2 separate regions of the Homo sapiens genome follow, and region 1 is linked to region 2. A link is an interaction called in ENCODE POLR2A ChIA-PET data of the cell type or tissue named here. Cell type or tissue: PC-9. All regions are shown on one strand. Links, peaks and the distances in the headings refer to the core of each region. The heading gives the core; the rest is flanking DNA.

What was found. Peaks named below come from ENCODE experiments on the same cell type or tissue, not always from the same donor. Only the 100,000 strongest peaks of a DNase experiment are listed, where the experiment ranks them.
Region 1: POLR2A ChIA-PET joins it to region 2 with 10 read pairs; 6 of 35 experiments call an interaction of 5 or more read pairs at or near these places.

The regions. Positions count from the first base shown.
Region 1 is chr18:80,142,579-80,150,911 of GRCh38, forward strand. It overlaps PARD6G-AS1 (PARD6G antisense RNA 1), which reads left to right and starts at 5,346. Exons shown (of 3, transcript NR_028340.1): 1 at 5,346-5,676. RefSeq lists a silencer at 4,903-5,062 and enhancers at 5,753-5,852, 5,873-5,952. In PC-9, for the core only: no CTCF peak of the experiment used is centred there; no DNase peak of the experiment used is centred there.
Region 2 is chr18:80,227,903-80,236,235 of GRCh38, forward strand. The region is part of intron 1 of PARD6G (par-6 family cell polarity regulator gamma); the gene reads right to left. Among named protein-coding and RNA genes, the nearest start is that of PARD6G, 15 kb to the right of the region's middle. RefSeq lists an enhancer at 1-385. In PC-9, for the core only: no CTCF peak of the experiment used is centred there; no DNase peak of the experiment used is centred there.

The sequences.
Region 1 (8,333 bases), core at 234-8,233, 85 kb before region 2:
GACATCCTTTTTCTGGTGGTGCTGTCAACAATAACAACATAGAGATGGTTACCAGAGCAGTTCCTATGTGCCAGGTGCCATTCTAAACATTTTGCATGTTAAATTTGATAGTGACAATATATTAGTGACGAAGAATGATAGTCCTGAGTTAGTGAAAACAACGATAAAAAAATGCATGCAGTTTTGCTGTTTAGATTCTCTCTGCTGAATTTTCATGAACTAAGCAACAAAATTGCCATCTATGAAGTACTGCTGGAAGTTTCTCTTATGGTTATTAAGTGTCCAGTTTCTTCAAGCTAATTTCTTTTCATAGGTGGTGAAAGTAAGTGTGAGATGTTTCTGATGATGAGGGCTTACTTGGTAGCACACCTGCTAACTCAGGCTTCTGCAAGTTCGGCTTTCTGTTGTGCAGATGCTACACCACAGCTTTAGAATTCTGATTTTTGATCATTTGTCCTAAGTACTAAGTCTTTAATATTAACTGCAAGTTTAAATGTCATTTTAGCAATATAGAGGTTATGTAGGGAAGCTGTTTTCATATTTTGTGAATGTGCCTAAAAATACATTACTTAGAACAGTACCCAGCCCTTCACTTTCTTCAGATCCTAAACTCAGGAGTTTCTTAATTTATGATCCATGAACTCCCTTGGGTAAAAAGTGTAAATATGTGACCTAGAAGGTTGGAAAAATGTTAAAGTCTAGAATATTATCAGATTTTTCATAATAGAGAGTTAAAATGAGAATGTACTTAACTACCAACCTCAAAGACCTATGCTTATATGGGGACTGCTGTCTAGGAGACCACCTTATAAAGTAGATGAAACGCCAGAGCCTGTGGTGTCTGAAAGGGATCTTTAGGCCCATCATGGTGTCCAGTTCAAAACAAATACTAATACCAGTCATTCACGCAAATGATTCAGCTGTGCATTTTGAGAGGAAAAATATATGTAAGGTTGCTAAACAGTAGCTAGTGTTGTTCTTCATGGCCTTTTAAAGAGGGTGCTCCAGACCCACTTATCTTCATTTTGCTCATCACCAGCAACATGATTTCTTTTTTTTTGCATGCTCATCTCTGAACTAAACATTATTTCTTTTAAAAAAGAAAATACATAAAGTCCTTTTCAGAAGGGAACTTTCCGATAAGAATTTAAGATATTTAAAGTGTAAACTAAACTTTGGCAGCCACATAGACGTCTATGTTTGCTGTATGCAAACTAAGCTGTGAGGTCATACTTTCAAATACAAATACAGAATTAATTGCAATGAATCAATGTATTTTTTTTCCAGAAATTGTGTAGTTTCCTACAGTTTTGAACCCATGATATGGAAAGTTTAATGTTAAATAATTTGTCATTCACCTAAAAGTGCACTAGAAAAAATAGAACATTAGCAATGAATCATAAGGCTTTAGTGGTTCAGTGGTTCTTCTGACAGTAATCTTTCTGTGTTAGATGTATGTGTATCTCGAAAGAGTCATAAAATTCATAAAAACATCCTGTGAGAGTCACAGATCCATTCACTCGTTGGACTTCCTGGCCTCCTACCAAGCAGCTTGTTTAGAATGGGAAGACTGAATATATGGAAAAACCACACAAGACAGTTTGCTGAAAATAAAAACAATTCAAACTCCAAGCATCACATATATATAATTAGGATCCCAAATTTGGACTCTTATAAGCTACAAATGCTTGAAAGAGTCCCTGTGTAGGCCCAGATTAGACGTCTCATTACAACAAGGAAAGTGATCTTTGGTCCTAAAAAGGATGGGAGATTCATCCACCGTTTGTTATTATATTGTGGAAAACAGCTTATGAAAATAACTGGGAATTTATAAGAGGTCATTTTAAAGAGATTAGGAATTTTTTAGGGAAGGTCATTTTTGGCTATTAAAACATTTTTCTAGGTTTTATATGTGCTTTCAAATGATTAAATATATCAGTAAGACTACACGAAAGGAGAGGACAGAATTGAAGGGGAGGGCAAGGATTTTTGGAATGCACTTGGGAATTCCAAGTTCAGCCCTGCTCTGTTGCCCTGCTCTGTCCCCTGCTCCCATTTCCAGCCCCACGACCCCTTTGGGATGAAGCAGCTTGGGTGTCTAATTGTGTTGGTTCTAAGGCTGCCACTCTTCTGGTTATGTCTCACATGTTGTTAGAAAATTGATAACCTCATCCCAGAACTGCACATTGTATTTACAGTGGTTCTCTGTACCCCCATTTCCTAGTCACAAACGACTTCACTTCTGACTTCATTTTTTATTCATAGGTGATAGTAGTGATCATCTTTGTCTAATAAGCTCCTAATTGAGAAGTGAGCAGAATACATCTGTATCAACTCCCAGTGCTGTACATTTTCTAGCCATTTCCTAGCTATTTGTAGCATCGGTTTTTTGTTTTTGTTTTTTTGCTTTGATATAATATTCCGTGTTTAACTGGTTTGATAAATTAGGGTAAAAGTTGAGATACTAAAAATAGATGTGTTGCTACTAAAATGCTAAACATGGTTTCAGTTCAGTATCTTATGAAAAACAAAGTTCAGTATGAAATCTGTTTAGTAATAAAGTTAGACTGTCTAGGGACATCACCATGTCTATCAGTTCTTACCTATTTGAGTCCTACTTAGAAATCCTTAAAAACATTTTTAGAATGCACATGGTTTTGTCTAAATTAAACTTCTAGTTTCCAGGGTCAAAATACTTATCCATAATGTCTGAAGGACTTGGTATAATTTAACAATATCCTGAATCTAATTTCTCAACACTAAAGAAGTTCTGACTATGACTACATAAGCTTCTACATCTGAGAACCCATGCCAAGTTCTTGCTCCCTTGGCCTGCTTTTCCGTTTACAAAAAGTGGGGGTGGGAGCAGTAGGATGATTCCTTCTGTGTTTCTTAAAGGTGTTTTCAGTATAATCATGTTTATTTTCCATGTGCTAGAAGTGGGGACTGGATCTTTGCCATTTCCTGAACAGTTAATTAGCAAGCTGCTTACCTGCAGTGATCTGCAAATTCATTGATGCCACACCCTGCTCTCCTGAAGGGTTGTCATGGTGGCTGCAGGCAAAGACTGAACAGGCAGATTCAGAGTTCAGAAAACAGCGTATTCCTGAGCGGGACTAGATGTCTTTTTGCTTTCTAATACAAAGTCCAGATCATTTGAACTCAGACTTCGGAGATTAGCATAACTGTCTTGATAAGTTTGCTCTCTTTACGTCTCTCTGTAACAAGGTCTTTCTGCCTGTGGTAGCCCTCCGGAGAAGTGATGTGCAGAAGAGATCACCAGGAAGAACGTGCCAGAATGATTGCTTTTATTTAAAATCTACCATCCATTAACTTAAAGGTTAAGCTGCCACCTACATTTGGCAATGTTATATGCTTCTAACAGTGTTTTCTCACTGTTAAAATGTTTGTGCATATAATTTAAGATTATAGAGTATACCTACTCCATGAGCAATAGTATAAATATTTTACCATAGGGCTAATACTGCAGACCTTTCTTCCTAAAGCAGTAAAGTATCTTGGACCAAATTTCCCTGGTTATATTACCACATACATTTATCTCCTATTAAAGTTTATATTGACTTTAGATAACATTTCCAGTAGTTGAAAGATGCTAATGAAATATAAAGGGCAACTTGCAGTCTGATAAAATTACACGATGAGGTGCTTCAGCTGTTGAACACAGTGAAGTAACTGCTGAGCTGGTTATGTCCCTTATGATTTTATTTGTATTGAGTTCATTTGAATCTTTCAAGTTGACCCTGTGTGTCTGCTTTGTTTCAGTGGCCTTAGCAGAGGTGTGCAGTACCCTTTCGTTTACGAGATTAGGGGAGTACCACAAATCTAAAACCTAAGAATAAAGGGTGAGATTAAAGCATGTTACTCTGACTCTACATCATTTTGGGTAAAATGTGATCTTCATTACTACTTTCATATATATAGGTTTCTAAAATTTGTTGAAATCAGTCATTAACGCTGGACCAGAAGAGTTCAGGTGGATTAATCTGTCATCACTGTGGGCTCTTGGGGGTATGGCTGGCTTGAGTCTGTTTAGATTGCTTCCAAGCCCTTTCTGTTGATTTTGTCCATTTTCTCTACAGCTCCTATGAGTTGGTGTTACATTGCTATTGACCAAAAGCCTGAACTGCCCTAGATATTTAAATTCTAATATTTACTTGCCAGGCGCTAATGGACACAATCATAACCCAAAATGAAAATATAGTAAATCAAATAGCTTTTTTTCTGCTGTGAATTCAGCTGGCATCTGGATATTTGAATAGACCAATTAAAAATACAAGTATCTTGGCAACTTCATTGCTACATCTTAGTGTTTAAATTACAGCAGTATTAGAGATATAAACCAAACATACCTTATCTAACATCCCCCAAAACTCATCAATTCTAATTCTAGTTAGAAAGTCTTCAAGACTCCTGTCTAAAGCTTTGATTTGTAATAAATAGGATTAACTAAGTTTGTGCATTTATGAATAGAATCTTTAACAGTTTTTAAGAACTCTGCAAAGGATAGCATTGGTTATTAACTTGATAATTTCATTAAATTTTTTTCTTGAGACAGGGTCTCACTCTGTCGCCCAGGCTGGAGTGCAGTGGTGTGTGTGATCTCGGCTCACCGTAGCCTCCGCCTCTGGGGCTCAAGCGCTTCTCCGGGCTCGGCCTTTCAAAGTGCTGGGACTACACGCGTGTGAGGCACTGTGCCTGGCCAACTTGATAATTTCAATAGCAAAACGGTATCCTATAGAAGGCTTGTTTCTTAGTTGGTATAAGTTGCTAAGTAATCATTAATTCAACTCGATAAACCTGGTGGGTTTTGTGTTTCGTTCGTGTCATTTGTGAAGCCCGACAGGAAGAGTGGAGCCCTGCGCTGTGTGCGTGCGTTTTAAAGCGTGCTGGAAACGTCTACAATGGCAGCGCAGCCAGCAGCCACGCGGCCTTGGCCACCCCCGAGCTCACGGCCGCAGCTCGGCCCGGGCCCCCTGGACGTCCGCCCTGGGCAGGGGCCGCCGCCTCCGAACGCATCTCTGCCTCCCTAGGACGAGGCAGCCGAGGGAGGAGAGCGGCCAGGACTGCGCTGTGGCTGGACGGCGGATGAGGCTTCTTTCAACAAGGCGAGTTTCAGTGAGAAATGCGTGATGCTTTTGATGTTTCAACAGAATATTGTTTCTAAGATTATGTATCTTGCACGTTTGGCACTTGAGGGGGTGCTCATCTTTTGATTCCGCTATTGAGGTAGAGGCGGGACGGGGGAAGCAGCTTTCAGTAAGACCCGCCCGCTCTTGCCCTGTCAGTTTACCATTGCCATGGCAACACCCGGAAGTTGCCGCCCCCTTTCCATGGCAACACCCTGATGGCCGAAAGTTACTACCCTTATTCCAGAAATCTCTGCATAATCTGTCGGTTTGCATATAATTAACAGTGGCTATAAATGTGAGTGCAGCCCTGTCCTGTCCTCAGCTGCTGCCCTGGGCGCACTGCCTTGCGGGTCACTGTGGCTGCTCCTGTGCTTCAGCGGGACTAGAAGCTGCCGCCCACGGGCAGCGGGGAAGAAATCTGGGCAAAGCCATGAGCCCTCCGAGGCTGAGCTCCAGTTTAGGGGCTCACCTGCCTTGCATCGTTCCGAGTCCTGTACTGGACTGCATCAGGCCGCGTCTCCTCAGGGTGAGTACTTGTGGCCTCAGGGTAAAGGGCTTTTCTCAGGACGCGAGGCCATTGCTGGGAGAGGCAGATTAGGCTGGGGATCCGGACTCCGTTCCTAGCATCTGCTACCTCAGGACGGAGACGAACATGCTATAAAATGTTTAACCGTGTGATAACAACTCTCCTAGAAAGGAAAGGGGATGCCCCTGAGGAGACTCGGTGCTCCCCACAGAACTCCCCAGCGATCCCAGATGGGAGAAGCTGAGCTGCGCGGGCGCTGCCCTCACTCCGGGGGTGAAACGTGGCTGTGATTTCCACAGGTGACAGAAACCAGGCAGTGATTCAACTCGTATTTGACTTTCACATTCTCCAGCAATGTTCTTCAATCTGGGAAGGGTAGAAAATTAAAGAAAGGTAAGGAGAGTTAAAAAATGAGATCATTTCAAAGTAGATGCAGTCTTGAAGCCCAAATGAATTACGAGATCCAGTTTGAAAGCTGCTGCAGAAGTGATTTCAGAATCGCGCGGTGGCTCCGGAATGGGGAACTGCTGCTGAAAGAGGTCGGAAAGGGTGGGGACTGAATTTCGGGTAAGAGGACGCCAGTGGTTCTGGAGCACGCGGCCTTCAGCCATGCCTGCGTTCACAAGTACATTATTTCAGACTCACTCCAAGTTTACATCTCTAAGCCCATCCAAGCCATGGCAGCGCGAACCTCTCCCTCCCCCAGCTCAAGGCCTCTGGGCCCCCAGGACAGAGGACAGAAGAGCCAGCCCCTCCTGGCTCAGGGTTGCCGGGACCCCGTGATGGCTGCTGTGCCTCTCCTGAGGTGCCAGGTGAGAGCTGAGACTTCTGCTCCCGCTGCACCAGCTCCGTTTGTCTCCAGGCGCAGTGTCAGTCTCGTTCTTTAAGCGCTTCTGAGGTCCCATCAGCACAGGTCTCGTCTTACCTGGAAAGGCTTGTTGCCTTGTGCCTGGGACTTTTTATTCTGTGCTTTTCTTCTGGATATTAAATTTCATATCCACGCTTGCTTGTCACTCAGACCTTATTGCCCTCTCCCTCCCATTGGAACACTCTAGTCATTTCTGTTTTCAACTGTAAACCAGTCTCATTCATGGTGAGAAATTAATGCTCCCTGGGTGTGGTCAGCAGACGGTATCAAACCATGCAATCTTTTAAGGTCCATTCAAACACAGACCTCCAAAATGATTTATTGTTACACATATTATGGTCATAAGGCGTTTTCAAATCATAGGTAAACAGGACAGTGTATGTGTGCAAAAGAATGATTGTGCCCAGAAATCTCGGTAAACAGGTCAACTAAGAGCCCAAAATATATTTCTAGAGTGCTTACACCCAGAAGTGAGTACTGATTTGCTTTTAATTAATATTTGGAATGAATGGGGTGCCAGGAGGACCCAAGTATGAAGTATTTATGTGGGTGGTGAGACTAGGAGTGATTTTGTTGTGTTTTTATATTTTAAAAATTTTCTAAAATGAATGTGCATTTAGTCCTCTAAAAATATAAGTGGTGTCCCATTTAACAGTGCTACCAGTTGGAAAAAGGGATTAACCCTATTTACCCAATTTATTGTATATAAAGTTGTTGCTGTCATTGTTGAAATTAGGTGCTGCTAGATTGTGCAAGTATCAAAGTTCAAAAAAAGTGGGTCATCTGATTGGTTGTTGATCACTGCAACAGCAAAGTTCTAGGCAATTAATGTTTTTGTTACTTTTGAAACATAAGGGCAAGGAATTAACAAAAAGTGTGTGGGACAGGGACAACTCCTCCCCTCTGGCCTCATAACAATGTTCTTGAAGTTTGCTTTTTCTTCTCTACCACTTGCATTTGCTAAGCAGAAAGTGTTGGGGTGTGTACTCCACAGGAGTGGTTCACTGAGGTGATGCTGCCCTGCACCAGCACCCTGAGGTGAGGAGACTGCTTTGGGGCAGGCAAGGGGCCAGGAGAGAGCAAACAAGTATTATTTTTCCTGTGTGTAGACTCATATTTAATAATTGTTGAAGAAAAAAGCCTTAACACCACATGTAGCAAGTTTTAATAGAGTTTTCTGATTACCTTGGTCCCATGGCTGACCAGTGACCGCCATTATGCCTGCAGAGATGGGATGGTGAGCCATCATTTCTCCTTCCTCTTTCCTGAAACTAGTTCTGATACCATCAGTGGCTTAGTCTCTATATGTCCATCAGATCCTGCCCAATGCTGGGGACAAAACATGAATGAAATGGAGTTACCCCTCAAAGAGCTCCCAGCTCTAAAGCCATGATCCTGTGCTCCATCAATACACAGGAGCAAGGGGGAAGGCAGATGTTCCAGGAGGAGCAGAGAAGGCTTCACAGAGGGAGGCAGCACAGCCGACCTCAAGTGTGAAGGGAAGCTGCAGGGGAAGTGCAGAGCAGTCCCTTTCAGGCCAAGCAACAGCACAAAATACCTTTGAGACATAGACATATGAGAGGCACAGCTCATTTGAGGAGCATTGAAGAGTTTAGGGGCACAGAATTAGACTTCAGGGTTAAGTTCAGGACCTGGGATCAGAGTCTGGTAAGTTTAAAGGTTCTTGAAATAATTCTAGTAAATAAATAAATGTGGTAAGACAGTGCAGCAGTACAGGTGCAGAAGCTTCAGAAGCCGTCCTTTCTCCTCTCCTCATCCTCTTCCTTCC
Region 2 (8,333 bases), core at 294-8,293:
CAGGGCTTCAGAAAGGCCAGGAGGTTCACAGAAGTGTTCTCTTGCGTGGCCGTGTCTCAATTTGAACTCACTTCTTTGAGCCAGGTAGAAACTTACTCATTGAACCCGTATTTTCCTGTGCTGGGCTGAACGGTGAAAGAAAAATATGGTCTCCATTTTATCCCCAAGAGAGCTCAGTATACAGTAGATACTAAAAACATTTACTAAACGACAGGTGACCAGCGTGAGGCAGGCCCCACCTTTGTTCATCTGAGGAGTGGTTTCAAGGCCTCTGAGCACAGCTGGAAAAGGGCCCGACCTGGTGCTCAGGAAGTCACATCCCACGGGGGAGACGGCAGCGAGCAGAGAGACCCCAAGTGAAAACTGCGGAAGCCGCCATGGGGAGGTGAGGGGAGGTGAGCGGAGGGGAGGCCAGGGGAGGGGAGTTCCCGGACACACGGTCCTGGAGAACACAGGCCACATGCACAAGGCCACCCAGGTCCCTCTACATTGACCCCCAGCCTCCTCAATCAGCTCTGCTGGGTGAGTCGCAGGCACCAAGTGCCCCTACAGCTCACATTGTCTGCAAGGGGTCCCCACCCCCACAAGGCCCGCCCACCCCAGGCTTGCCCCAAGGTGCGCAGACTGTCTCTCGTCTAAGGTCCCAGACACCACAGGGTCTTGGCCCCCAGGCCCACAGACTGCATCTCCTAAGATGCAGCCCTGAAGCCCCACCCCCATCCACAGACTGCGCCTCCCACCTAAGGCCCCGCCCACTGAGGCCCCATCCCCTGCCCACAGACTGCGCCTCCCACCTAAGGCCCTTCTCCACCAAAGACCTGCCTCACACCCCCAGGGGCCTGCCTCCCATCTAAGGCCCCCACCCCAGGCCTACAGGTGAGAACAGTGAACAACTGCAGGTGATCAGAAACAGAGACAGATTCCCACAGGAAATGTTCATCAAAATACTTATAAGGGTGACAAATGGAAACAGTAAGTGCATCAAACACATGAAAGCACATTTCCAGGTGGAGATATGATGAAGCTAACAGAAGTGGGACTTATTTTATTTTAGAAGACGGAGTCTCACTCTGTCGCCCAGGCTGGAGTGCAGTGGCATGATCTTGGCTCACCATAACCTCCACCTCCTGGGTTCAAGCGATTCTCCTGCCTCAGCCTCCCGAGTAGCTGGGACTACAGGTGCATGCCACCACACCCGGCTAATTTTTTGTATTTTTAGTAGAGATGGGGTTTCACCATGTTGGCCAGGCTGGTCTTGCACTCCTGACCTTGTGATCCACCCACCTCGGTCTCCCAAAGTGCTGGGATTACAGGTGTGAGCCACCACAATTGGCCAGAAGTGGTATTTGAAAAGGATTTAAGGGCTCAAGGAAGCCTTTACAATATAGTAAATTTAAAAACACACACACAAAAACACAACACCGAATCTGCAGCGAGGTCCCAGTTAGGTCAGAAATTACCTTGGCACAAAACAGAGCAGATGGGCAAGGCCCCTGGGCTGGGAATCCTGTCTGAGCCAGGAGCCCCCTCAGGCCAAGGAAGTCAGGACCTCTGGGGCTGGGCCCAGGCAAGGTCATTTCAGAAAGTTCTAGCTCCTGCTCCTTGAGGATGTTCCTTGAACCAGAAGCATTCCCTGGAGCCAGCTGGAAATGCTCTACACCAGACCCGGAGTCCAAATCTGCACTCTCATGGGAGTCAGGGCTCATGTGCACATTAAAGGTTGCACAACTGACCTGTCTTCGTGTAGCTGATGGTTTGCTCGAGCCAGAAGTTAGACAGTAATCCACACATGCAAATATGTAATTGCAAACTCTGAGAGATGCAAATGAAGACTGTAAAACACAGGCCCTAATTTAAACTCAGGGAATAAGGAGTGGAAATAACTGGGTGAAGCGTGAGGACAGAGAGCATTTCATCCCATGGCACAACCAAAGGAGCCTGGACAGCCCCAGGAATGAGGAGGGCAGTGTGGGCGGCCAGGCAAACAGGACTGTGTGTGTCTGAGATGCTCCAGGGACGTGTTGACACAGGGAGTTGGCTCCAGGACGTGCTGGGGGCCTTCAGGTGTCTCCCACATTCCCCCACGCATCCAGGTGGGTCATAGGGTCACAGTGTCACCATTTCAGAGGAAGAAGACCCTCAAGTCTCACTGTCAGGGTGGGGTCACATGCCCAGCTCTAAACCATTCACTGGCAGGGGCTGAGACTCGCCTTAGACTGTCAGAGCCCCTGGCCTACAGCAGGGTCTGTTGGGAGGGGATGGCGATGCTGGCCTACCATCCAAGCCCAGACGCATTCCAGCTGTAAAGGATCTCACGCGTGTGCATGGCAAACATGAGCTGCCTCAGACCTTCAAGCCGGGGAGCACCTGTGCACATCTGTGCCCTGTAGGAAACTAAGAAACACAGAAAGAACTCCATGTAGGAAAAGAGAGTGCAACAGGTCTTAAAGAAATACAGGCGGTCATCCTAATGAGGAACCTGTTGGAGCGTGGGACTCGGCAGTAGTTTGCTATAGAATGACTTCTTGGGCTGACACGTTGGGACGGTTTAAAATCGGGCCACACACCTATGAGTCAGATGAGGTGGAGCCTGGCGCCTGCCTAGGTGCTGTCCACCCAAGATCCAGAGTGATGATGGTGCAGCCGTTGGCACTCGCAGAACTGCCCAGACGAGCATCATGCCAGACTGTGCAGGGTGACGGCTAAACCCACTGTACCCTGTGGCCCCTCTGAGCACAGACAGTCCCTGCAGAGGGCCTGCCATTCTGGTTCATGCATGTGTTCTGGACCAATGCACCCAGCACTGCTAAATGTAGGAGGTGGGAGGGGTAGCAGTGAGGGAGGGGTAGCAGTGGAGGACACAGAGGTCTATGAACATGGTCTCCGTCCAGAAGGGATTTACCATACAGGAGAGAAGTCAGAGTCTCTGCCAAGCTTTGTGTGCATGCTCTCTGTAATCCTGATGGCAACCCTAGGGAGGTGTCACTGTTCCCACTTTACAAACCAGGAGACTGAAACCTAGAGGGGTTCAATAACCTGCCCATAGTCACAAGGCTAGTAAATGAAGGACCTGAGGCTGAATTCAAAAAGGGAATTTGGAAAAGACCTAAAGAGCTACAGTGATGGGAGAGAGAATTCCAAATGGAAGGTCAGGGACAAGGGGTGCCCTTTGTGAGAAGGAACACCCCAGGTGGGAGGGGATGCCCCTCATGGAGGGAATGGACAAGGATGGCCCATCAGCAAGGGAGTGGGATGAACGGGCCAGGGTTACTCCAGAAGCAACTAAGGGCTCAGGAGACTCTAGTGCTGAGAGGTAGGGCCAGGGGAAAGGTGCTGGGGGTTGGCCTGGGCCCAAGTGTGTGAGGCGTGAGCACAGGCTGCGCATCTGTCCCTGCCTTCATAAGACTTTCCTGAAAGGTAAATTCACTTAGGCAGAAGCCTCGAACTCCAGCCCGTGGAAGAAAGTGGGGTCCCATTCCGATGTGAGCTCATGATACATGGAGGAATTAGGCAGTTCTGCATCCGAGCTGTGCTGCCCACTGGGAGCGGCTGAGGGGATGCAGGCTGGGTCACTGGAGTTGTACAAATACAGACAGACAACATAGCAAAGCTGCAAAGAGCCAGGCTCTGAGTGGACACACCTGGGTTCCAATCCTCACCTGTACTGGCTGTGTAACTCTGGATAATTTATTCAACTTCTCTGATCCTGTTCCTCCTTCATAAAATAGATAAAAACATTCATCCCAGGGTTGTGGTGAGACTCTAATATGAACACATGTCCTGTGTTCAATATAGGCCCTGGTGAGCGAGTGAGACTCCAGCCAATGGGAGCAATTCACTCGCTCAACTTGCTCACCAAGCTGTTTGTTCTCCCCCAGGCCTAGAGACGGGTTCGGCATCTCACAGGCATCCACAGGGATGGCTGCCGAGCCCTTCTCAAAAACCCAAAGTTGCAAGCACAGTAAAGGCAGACCTCTTGCATGTATGGAGTTATAATAGCACAGGATAGTAAGCCTGTTTTGGGCTCACACTGTGGGCCTGAGCTGCTGGCAGATTCAGCCTTCCGGCAGCTGAACCACAAGCCCTAATCTCTGAGCAGAAGCCACTGCGTTCCTACACTTGTCCCTTCACTGCTGGCAGGTAGCTGTTTTTCAGGGCATTTTTAAAAAATGAAATAACCTTTTAGTAATTCCATGAGTGAAAAGCTGTGCTCATGAGTGTGACCAGAGCCAGCAGCTCTGGGTGGAGATAAAGAGTGGTAGGTTCTGCCCCCGCCCCCCAAGCCACACAATTCAACAGGCCTCTGCTAGGTGGTGTCCACACCAGGGACTGGGTGGGTGGGATGGGTCACCAGGAGTACTCTGACCTCCACTGCAGAAAGCCTACTGCGGGGCTGCTGAAGCAAGTGGATGAGGTGGCCAGGCCTGCAGTCCTGGGCCTGTGCTCCTTGCATGTATTAGTCCGTTTTCACGCTGCTGATAAAGACATACCCGAGACTGGGAAGTAAAAGAGGTTTAATTGGACTTACAGTTCCACATGGCTGGGGAGGCCTCAGAATCATGGTGGGAGGTGAAAGGCACTTCTTACATGGTGGCAGCAAGAAAAAAATGAGGAAGATATGAAAGTGGAAACCCCTGATAAAACCATCAGATCTCATGAGACTTATTCACTACCACGAGAACAATGTGGGGGAAACTGCCCCCATGATTCAAATTATCTCCCACCAGGTCCCTCCCACAACACGTGGGAGTTATGAGAGTACAATTCAAGATGAGATTTGGGTGAGGACACAGCCAAGCCATATCACTACACCTGCCCCATCTCCACCAGACAGACTGGACACAAGGCCAAACACGCCCACACCAGCATTCATGGGCAGGATCAGAGGCTCAGGCAGCTGAGGAGAGGGTCTAAGATGCATGAGGGCATTTAGGAAGCAGCCCATCCCTGAGTGGTGTCCTTCCTACAACCCACGGGGCCACATCCCTGGGGAACTGCTACCAGCTCATGGTGCAGGACAGGTGAGTGTGGGCTCACAGGTAAACCCTCCTGAGGGACAGACCTCCTTGCACACAGGGACCTGGGGCTGCTCATCTCCTGAGGAGTGGAGTGGGGCCTCCTCAACAGTGAGACCCTCAAGGGACAGAGCTCCACACACGCAGGGACCCCAGCTGCTCATCTCCTGAGGAGTGGAGTGGGGCTTCGTCAACATACCATTTATTTCAATTGCATCTCTCTGATGTCTGCTGCTCCTGTCCATGCAGACACACAGTGTCACCTTCCAGGCAAACTATCCTACCTCTGACAAAGGAGAACATTCATGCAAAGTTTTTAAACAAAACAAAGCCACCTGAGGAGGTACAGGATTTAACATTCAGCATCAATCACTCATGTGCCACCGCATAGCCGGTGACTGGAACCGGCGGGTCTCACACAGGACCCAGGAGGCCTGTCCCCACAGCTGGGCCTGCACTCCCTCTCATCCCTGCACCAGTACAGGTGCTGATGGGCCCAAGGTGACTGCAGGCCATGGGGGTCAGTGCCACTTCCTCTCCCTCATGAAGGACCACTTTGAAGCCAGAGAAGTTTATTTTGTCCCAAGGAAACACCCCCTTATTATTGCAGACACCAGCAAGGCATGAGGTCAGGACTGTGGGTGGAAAGCCAGTCAGGGAGGCCCCTGAGCCACGGGATACAGGTGCTAACATTGCTTTTGTTTCCAAATCCTCTAGAACAGCTGATCACCTAAAAATGACAGCTGTAACAGCCCCAAACTCCTTTCACAGCCTTAACCAGGAACCTCAGGGGCCTCACACCCGCACCCAGGTCCCCAGAAAGGGGCCTCTTGAGGGCTTATGCACAGGCGTACTGTCCATCCTGTCTCAGAAGCAAAGGCAAAAAGAGAGATCTCACACCTTAGAACTGACTGATTTATAACCCAGCTTTTGACAAGCGTACTGATGTGATAAGACAGAAAATAAATGCACCCATTCAGCAGGCAGGCTTTTAGGAGGAGCGGAGAGATTCACACAGTGCTCTGACGGCCCTCGAGACACAAAGGCTTCACGAACACCCTCCGAGTGTAGAAGGGATGAGCTGCCAACCAGGCAACCCAGGCACACCTCCCAGGCTGAAGGTGGAGTGGAAGCTCTTGGCCCTGCGGGTGTCCACAGCTCACCATGAGTGAAGCTGCTGTGAGGTCTTCATTCCACATGTCAAGTTCAGGCACGTTTTCCAAGAAAGATTGTCCAACTTTCATTGTACACAAAGGGCCCCAGCACAGCGATGTCCTGGACCTCTGGCACAGTGTCAGGCCTGTTCTCATCTCAGGTCCCAGCTTCTCCCACAACATCCAGCCCACCAGAGGGACCCCAGAGATTGATCAGCTGGTGTGAACTCAAGGAAAGCCAGGAAATGCATAAGAACAGCCAATCAAACCACAGAATTCGAAGAAGGGTTGTGAAAGCCCTTCACACATCAGCAGTAGGGACCTTAAATTCTGTAAGATAAAGGATCTTTTCTGATTTTGATTAATCCACAAATAGCTAATAAGTTGTGGTTCAAGGCCTCCAGGACCTACAACTGCCTCACCCCAAATCCAGACAGGGGTCACAGTCTCTGTGTACACCAGAGCCAGGAACAATCCCAATGCTGAGTCATAGGTAAGATCAATGACCGAGATCACCCCCATAGGGCAGACTTGCATCACTGAAAGCCAGTATTAGTGGGGCATGGTGGTGTGCACCTGTAGTCCCAGCTACTCGGGAGGGAGGCTGAGACAGGAGGATCACTCAAGCCCAGGTGAGTGACTGGTGAGACTCACCAGTCACCAAGTCAAGGTGACTGTAATGACAAAGAAGGCCATTACATAATGGTAAAGGGATCAATTCAACAAGAAGAGCTAACTATCCTAAATATATATGCACCCAATACAGGAGCACCCAGATTCATAAAGCAAGTCCTTAGAGACCTATAAAGAGACTTAGACTCCCACACAATAATAATGGGAGACTTTAACACCCCACTGTCAACATTAGACAGATCAACGAGACAGAAAATTAACAAGGATATCCAGGAATTGAACTCAGCTCTGCACCAAGCAGACCTAATAGAAATCTACAGAACTCTCCACCCCAAATCAACAGAATATACATTCTTCTCACCACCACACCACACCTATTCCAAAATTGACCACATAGTTGGAAGTAAAGCACTCCTCAGCAAATGTAAAAGAATAGAAATTATAACAAACTGTCTCTCAGACCACAGTGCAATCAAACTAGAACTCAGGATTAAGAAACTCACTCAAAACCACTCAACTACATGGAAACTGAACAACCTGCTCCTGAATGACTACTGGGTACATAACAAATTGAAGGCAGAAATAAAGATGTTCTTTGAAACCAACGAGAACAAAGACACAACATACCAGAATCTCTGGGACACATTCAAAGCAGTGTGTAGAGGGAAATTTATAGCACTAAATGCCCACAGGAGAAAGCAGGAAAGATCTAAAATTGATACCCTAACATCACAATTAAAAGAACTAGAGAAGCAAGAGCAAACACATTCAAAAGCTAGCAGAAGGCAAGAAAGAACTAAGATCAGAGCAGAACTGAAGGAGATAGAGACACAAAAAACCCTTCAAAAAAATCAATGAATCCAGGAGCTGGTTTTTTGAAAAGATCAACAAAATTGATAGACCGCTAGCAAGACTAATAAAGAAGAGAGAAGAATCAAATAGAAGCAATAAAAAATGATAAAGGGAATATCGCCACCGATCCCACAGAAATACAAACTACCATCAGAGAATACTATAAACACCTCTACACAAACTAGAAAATCTAGAAGAAATGGATAAATTCCTCGACACATACACCCTCCCAAGACTAAACCAGGAAGAAGTTGAATCTCTGAATAGACCAATAACAGGCTGTGAAATTGAGGCAATAATTAATAGCTTAGCAACCAAAAAAAGTCCAGGACCAGATGGATTCACAGCCGAATTCTACCAGAGGTACAAGGAGGAGCTGGTACCATTCCTTCTGAAACTATTCCAATCAATAGAAAAAGAGGGAATCCTCCCTAACTCATTTTATGAGGCCAGCATCATCCTGATACCAAAGCCTGGCAGAGACATAACAAAAAAAGAGAATTTTAGACCAATATCGCTGATGAGCATCGATGCAAAAACCCTCAATAAAATACTGGCAAACCAAATCCAGCAGCACATCAAAAAGCTTATCCACCACGATCAATTGGGCTTCATCCCTGGGATGCAAGGCTGGTTCAACAAGCACAAATCAATAAACGTAATCCAGCATATAAACAGA